2 separate regions of the Homo sapiens genome follow, and region 2 is linked to region 1. Evidence: chromatin loops called from intact Hi-C (ENCODE). Cell type or tissue: chondrocyte. All regions are shown on one strand. Links, peaks and the distances in the headings refer to the core of each region. The heading gives the core; the rest is flanking DNA.

Region 1 (2,500 bases), core at 1-2,500:
TGGAAGCCTTTAGAAGCTCGCCTGTGGCTCAACCTGCATGTGGCTTTATGGGGTTTCCCTGTTACTTCAGTCCTCTTTGAGAGAACGTGGTGAGACCCTCTCTCCTTTTTTGTGCACTGGCACCCGCCAATGGCAGATGGAAGAGCTGTTTTGTTCATCAACTGATCATGAAATTTATTCCTGTGGAATCAGAGGTTGTAATAGGATTGCAGAGTGACAATTTGCACCCCTGGAAAGTTATCACCAGACAGTTCCAGAGCATGATGAATATACTCTACCAAGACCATTCACATCATACTTAAGTTCTAAAGGCCCGTTCCCTGAAAACAGGAGGGGAAGGAGAGTGTATTCATTTCCTATTGCTATAACAAATTGCCACACACTTAATGACTTGAAACAATACAAATTTATGATCTTTATTATAGTTATAGAGATCAGAAGTCTGAAATGTGCGGTACTGGGCAAAAATCAAGGCCTGCATTGAAACTTTAAGGGAGAATCTATTTCCATGCTCTTTTTACCTTCTAGAGGTGCCCACATCCTTGGTTCTCGGGATTAGGACAAGGACATCTTTGGGGGATCATTATTCTTCCTACCTCAAGGGATGAGGGGGGCAGGGAGCCTGGAAGCAAACATTTCGGGAGAGGCTCCATCACCCTTGGCTGATTAAGGAGCAGACCTCTTTTCATTGGCCCCCCATGGAACTTAGGGATTTCTTGAGTTATAATTAAACTGTTATCAGAAGCTATTATTTCAGTTAAAAAATAGAGGTATTTAAAGGTATAAAAGTAAAGGAGAGAAAGGACTATGTATGTGTATGTATTTACTTGTAACTGCACAGAACGTTTCTGTTAGAATACCCATGAAACTACAAACTTTGGTGCCTTTGGGATGGAGAGCTGGGTCGCTGGGGGACAGTGGTGGATACTGTTTCATCCATCTCTTTTACCAACTTTTGTAGATGTATGTTAGAACATTTGGAATCAGGGAGGTATGTGAATTGGTTATTCACATTCGTGAGCACCCCGTTTTCCTCCCTCCTAAAAGTTATCCTTGCTTATGAAAAACCTGCGTCTTCCTCCCTCGGCCCGGCCTGGGCAGCGCTTGCGCTCTGAGGCCCTTAGAGGGCGCTCCTGGACTTCTGGAGCCGAAGCCACCACCCGCAGGCCCTTCCGTGCAGCCCTAGTTGGACTTAGCTGTCGCTGCGGCTTTATAGAGATAAGAAAATTAGGACAAACATCCAGTTATCTGCCTTGTTTCTCCCTTAGTGCTTGCCTTTTGGCAATTTTTCTACTCATTGGCGCTTTCTTCATATATTAAATGGGAAAGGACAGATCACTAATTAAGAGTCGAAATGGCTGCGTGTTAGCAAATTCAAATAAGCACTGATGAGAAAGGAAATTGCCTAGACCTGCAGCTGGGGTCAGAAGCCCGCTGGCTGTTGGGGTGCCGCTGGTGCCTCTGCAGGCCTCCACCAAAGATGCAGCAGCTGGAAGATGGGGTGAGAGCAAGGGATGTCTCAGGGGTACCAGCCTCAGGAACTGCCTCCTTGGCCCTGATGGGTCCCGTCTCAGCCTCTCCCTTCCACCACCAATGTTAATTTTTGTATCCAGAGAGGATAATATTACAATTATAATGTCAAATTATTATAATTATATACTATGTATTCTAATTATTATAATAATGCTACACTTGTAGCAAAATAACTTGAGAGGTGTTCATGTTAATTACAAAGTAGATGCTGCTCACATTTTTTTTACCGCAGTCTCCTACATGTGGACGAAATGATTTAATTATGGCATCCTTATAATCTATAAAGTACAATCTACATAATTCTATTTTCAGTTTTATGAGGAATTCCTAGGTGTACATTTTTACTTCCTTTTAATAATAACTGGCAGTTTAAAGTGTTACGGAGTTCACCATTTCTCTCTGTTATTTAATTTAATTTTCACAGTGACCTTACGAAGTCAGTAACATCCTCATCTTGCTACTGGGGCAGCTGAGGTCAGAGAGGTTAACTGGTTTTCCCTAAGTCTGTAATCTAATACTCAGTCTTTGCGGTCCAGATCCCACACTCTCCCTGCAGACACCCCTGTTCTGGTTGGTTTGAGCTTTTACTGTATCTCCTTGTTTTCTTCTCTAGGCTGGATGTGAGTGCCAACACTCACATCTTTGATCTGCTCAGAATGCCTTCCTGAGTTTACTTCTGTAACATTGCTGTCGGCTGTTGAAAAATGATTATGTGAGGTACTGAAATGTGTTGAACTCCAACAAGGCTAAACTTAAGACAAAGTGGCAGTGAATGTAGCCTCTGTTACAAGATGGATTTGGCCTGTGGATGTGAGCAGGGTCCTCACTGTGGGGAAGCCCCCTTTCCTTGGTGGTCCTGTTAAGCTCGCCTGTTGGCATCTTAGAGCCGGTGCTCGGTGTCTAACCTGTTACCCAAACTCTTTGCTACTCTCTGTGAGTGCTTGATCTTTACCGTGGAAATCACAAC
Region 2 (3,265 bases), core at 460-2,959, 420 kb after region 1:
TGTGGTCATGTGGAAATGGACTCCATTTTCTTTTCCAAAGAATTTACCCACCACAGTTTCATCTGGAAACTGGCCAGCTGGATGAGTCTCATGTGGTTAGTGCTTAATCAGCAGGAATTAACCAGGGACCTTCACTAGAGTGGACCTACCCCAGTTTGGAGACCACTGGAACACAATACAATCTTCAGCAAGTTTCTTCATCTTTCTGACTCTGTGTTTCTCCTTCTGTATAATTCAAACAACCATCTCTGCCTCACAGGGCCATTTACATGATGAAATAAGATGACACAGGAATAAGACACCTCCTAGCTCGGTGCCTGGCCAACAGCAGGCACTTGCTAACTATGCTTTTCATCTATTTTCTTTCCTAACAGATGTGGCCTCTGCCCGGAAGTGAACCTTGAGGTGGCTGACCCTTCTTCATCAAGCAGGGAGCTGTGGTTCAGGGCAGGAGCCCAGGGAGCAGGGGCGATGCAGGGTGTCACTGAGCTCAGACCTCCTGAGTTTGTGAAGTCCAGGAAGCCCCAAGTTGGCAGCGGCCACATGGGCAATTGTCTGAGCAAGGGGAAGAGGTTTCTGGGCCACTGTCAGTACAAACAGGGGCTTCCTCAAAGGCATCAGCTGCAGGCCGAGGAACGGGAGAGCGGGATGAGGCAGTGAGGGTCTTTGGAGGAGTTCTGAAAGCTTGTCTGGGGTCCCGCTTCATCTTTATTATTGTTACAAATTAGTTCCATGAATCAGTCAGGTCATTGAGGTTACTCTGAAAGGAAGCATTTGAGAAGTGGGAGGATTTCTTCTTTCATTGTTGGGTGACTAATACAACAATCTTTATTTATATATTAGTCATGGGATTCTGTGAGTATTTTAGGAAAGAATAGGGACCTTTCATTCAACACCCAAAGTCTCTGTTTTTAAACTCTTCAGAAGGCCCTGGGAGGAAAACACCTACCCAGCTATCTTTTCCACCCAAGTAAGAAAACAAATGATGCTGAGAACAGCTTCCACATAAAATAGAGATGCTGAATTCATCCTTGGTTTTTAAAGCATCCACTGAGAAATTCTCAGAAAATGGAGCAAATGGTGTAGTGTTCATCCACAGACACTGGAAGAAATAGAAAAGGAACATTCTTTAGTGAAATGAAACCCTTTGAGTTCTGGGTGCTTCACAGTATTTGGGGACTCCCCTTGTGGCGCAAGCTGCAGTAGGAGCTACAGGAATTCAAGAGACAGCAGGAAATCGCCAGTCAGGGGAAAACTGGGCAGAGAGGAGGGCAAAGTACCAAATACACCCTCACCAGGCTGGGCAGACTTTCAAAAGCTGAGTAATGATGTGGCATTGTTGCCTGAGTGCCCAGATTTTACTCACCCTCATGTTTGGGTATACAAAACATTATTTGCGGATCTGGAAGGAGAGATACCCTCATGTCATGGTGAGAGTTAAGTTTAATCATTCAGAGATACAATAACCCAGTGATTCCTAAAAACAGAGCTCACATCAAATGAGCCCCCTGCTGTAGAAATCACGATCTTCTGACTGAAAGATTTCTTTCTTTTCTTTTTTTTTTTTTTTTTTTTTTTTTTGAGGCAGAGTCTCTCTCTCACCCAGGCTGGAGCGCAGTGGCATGATCTCGGCTCACTGCAACCTCCACCTCCCAGGTTCAAGCAATTCTGCCTCAGCCTCTCGAGTAGCTGGGACTACAGGCATGTGCTGCCACACCTGGCTAATTTTTATATTTTTAATAGAGACAAGATTTATCCGTGTTGGCCAGGCTGGTCTTGAACTCCTGACCTCAGGTGACCTACTGCCTCAGCCTCCCAAAGTGCTGGGATTACAGGCGTGAGCCACCACGCCCCACTTAAGATTTCTTTTTTAATTGTCAGTTTCTAATGTATCATTACTTCTTCCCCAAATCACTTAAATCAGACACTTGATTTCAACCAATCAGTAGCTTCTACAGGAAGTGTGGCCTTAATCCTTTGCTTATTTTCCAAAATGTGCCCATGACACACCCAATGTGTAATCAATACATATTGTTGCCTGTGTCTACCATACCCTGGAGACTGAGCCAAGAACAGAGTGATATAAACAAAACATAAACATACGACAAGTTAAATAACAACCCCAAACAATGAACACTGAAGATACAACAGAAAATCTATGTTTAATTTGCAAATAACACTAGAGAAGATGAAACACCAAGTTCCATGCAGAGAACCAGCTCTGTGGTCCACAGTGGGCTGGAAGTCTTAGGGGAGAGATAGATGAGTCTTGACATAAACCTTAAAATATAAGTAGAAGTTAAAAAAACATGAGAGGCCAAAAGAAGACATTCCAGGGCAGAAAAAATATATATATATGTGTGTGTGTGTGTGTGTTTGTGTGTGTGAGTAAAGGCTAGAAGTCTGAACAATGTTGGTAAAGTTTCTTAAAGGGAAGCTTTATCGCCTGAGACCAGGACCAACCAGCAGAGAAAGCAGTAAGTAGAAGAGCTAATCTGATCTCTACCTCTTTAATGAAAATGCAGAGCCCCAGTTGGGGGCACAAGGGGAATCTCTGCTTCCCATGGGCCCTCAGCCCCAAACCTTGGGGAGTGGGTGGTCCCAAGGGATTGCAATCTTGGCTCTTGGAAGTGCCCAGTACCTAGACCAGGAGCAGGTGAGAGGCCCCAAAGTCGCTCACCATCCCAGGGCAGGCCAAGGCACTTAGGGCCCATGCTGCACCCGACTCCTCTGCACACAGGGGTAGAGAGTGACAGGAGGCCATGGACCTCCCCACCAACACCCCTAGGCAGAGAAAGACAGGGCTCTGGAGCAGAGTGCAAAGGGAAGCTGCGCAGGGCCAGGTACCCCAGGAGGCTGGGTGCATGCGACTGCGAGCAAGTCCCAGAGAGGCAGTGGGAATACCTGGTGCACCCCTCCCATCGGACTTCACTTACAAAATGCAAATTCCAGCCAGGCACAGTGGCTCACGCTTGTAATCCCAGCAATTTCAGCGGCCGTGACAGGCAGATCATTTGAGGTCAGGAGTTTGAGACCAGTTTGGCCAATATGGTGAAACCCCATCTCTACTAAAAATACAAAAATTAGCTGGGTGTAGTGGCGCATGCCTGTAATCCCAGCTCCTCAGGAGGTTGAGGCAGGAAAATTGCTTGAACCTGGGAGGCAGAGGTTGCAGTGAGCCGAGATCACACCACTTCACTCTAGCCTGGGTGACAGAGGGAGACTCCGTCTCAAAAATATAAATAAATAAAACGCAAATTCCAAT

The links. Hi-C counts contacts between places; a loop is a spot of excess contacts. Peaks named below come from ENCODE experiments on the same cell type or tissue, not always from the same donor. Only the 100,000 strongest peaks of a DNase experiment are listed, where the experiment ranks them.
Region 2: a loop joins it to region 1, with 2.6 times the contacts of the local background. A loop is called at or near these places in 13 of 110 quality-filtered maps.

Annotation. Positions count from the first base shown.
Region 1 is chr6:159,173,323-159,175,822 of GRCh38, forward strand. All of the region lies in intron 1 of FNDC1 (fibronectin type III domain containing 1), which reads left to right. Among named protein-coding and RNA genes, the nearest start is that of FNDC1-AS1, 4.6 kb to the left of the region's middle. RefSeq lists an enhancer at 995-1,289. In chondrocyte, for the core only: CTCF peaks have their summits at 1,120 and 1,327; no DNase peak of the experiment used is centred there.
Region 2 is chr6:159,594,103-159,597,367 of GRCh38, forward strand. LOC105378085 (a long non-coding RNA gene) reads right to left here and starts at 1,530. Exons shown (of 3, transcript XR_943179.3): 1 at 1-1,530. RefSeq lists an enhancer at 128-1,327. In chondrocyte, for the core only: a CTCF peak has its summit at 1,449; no DNase peak of the experiment used is centred there.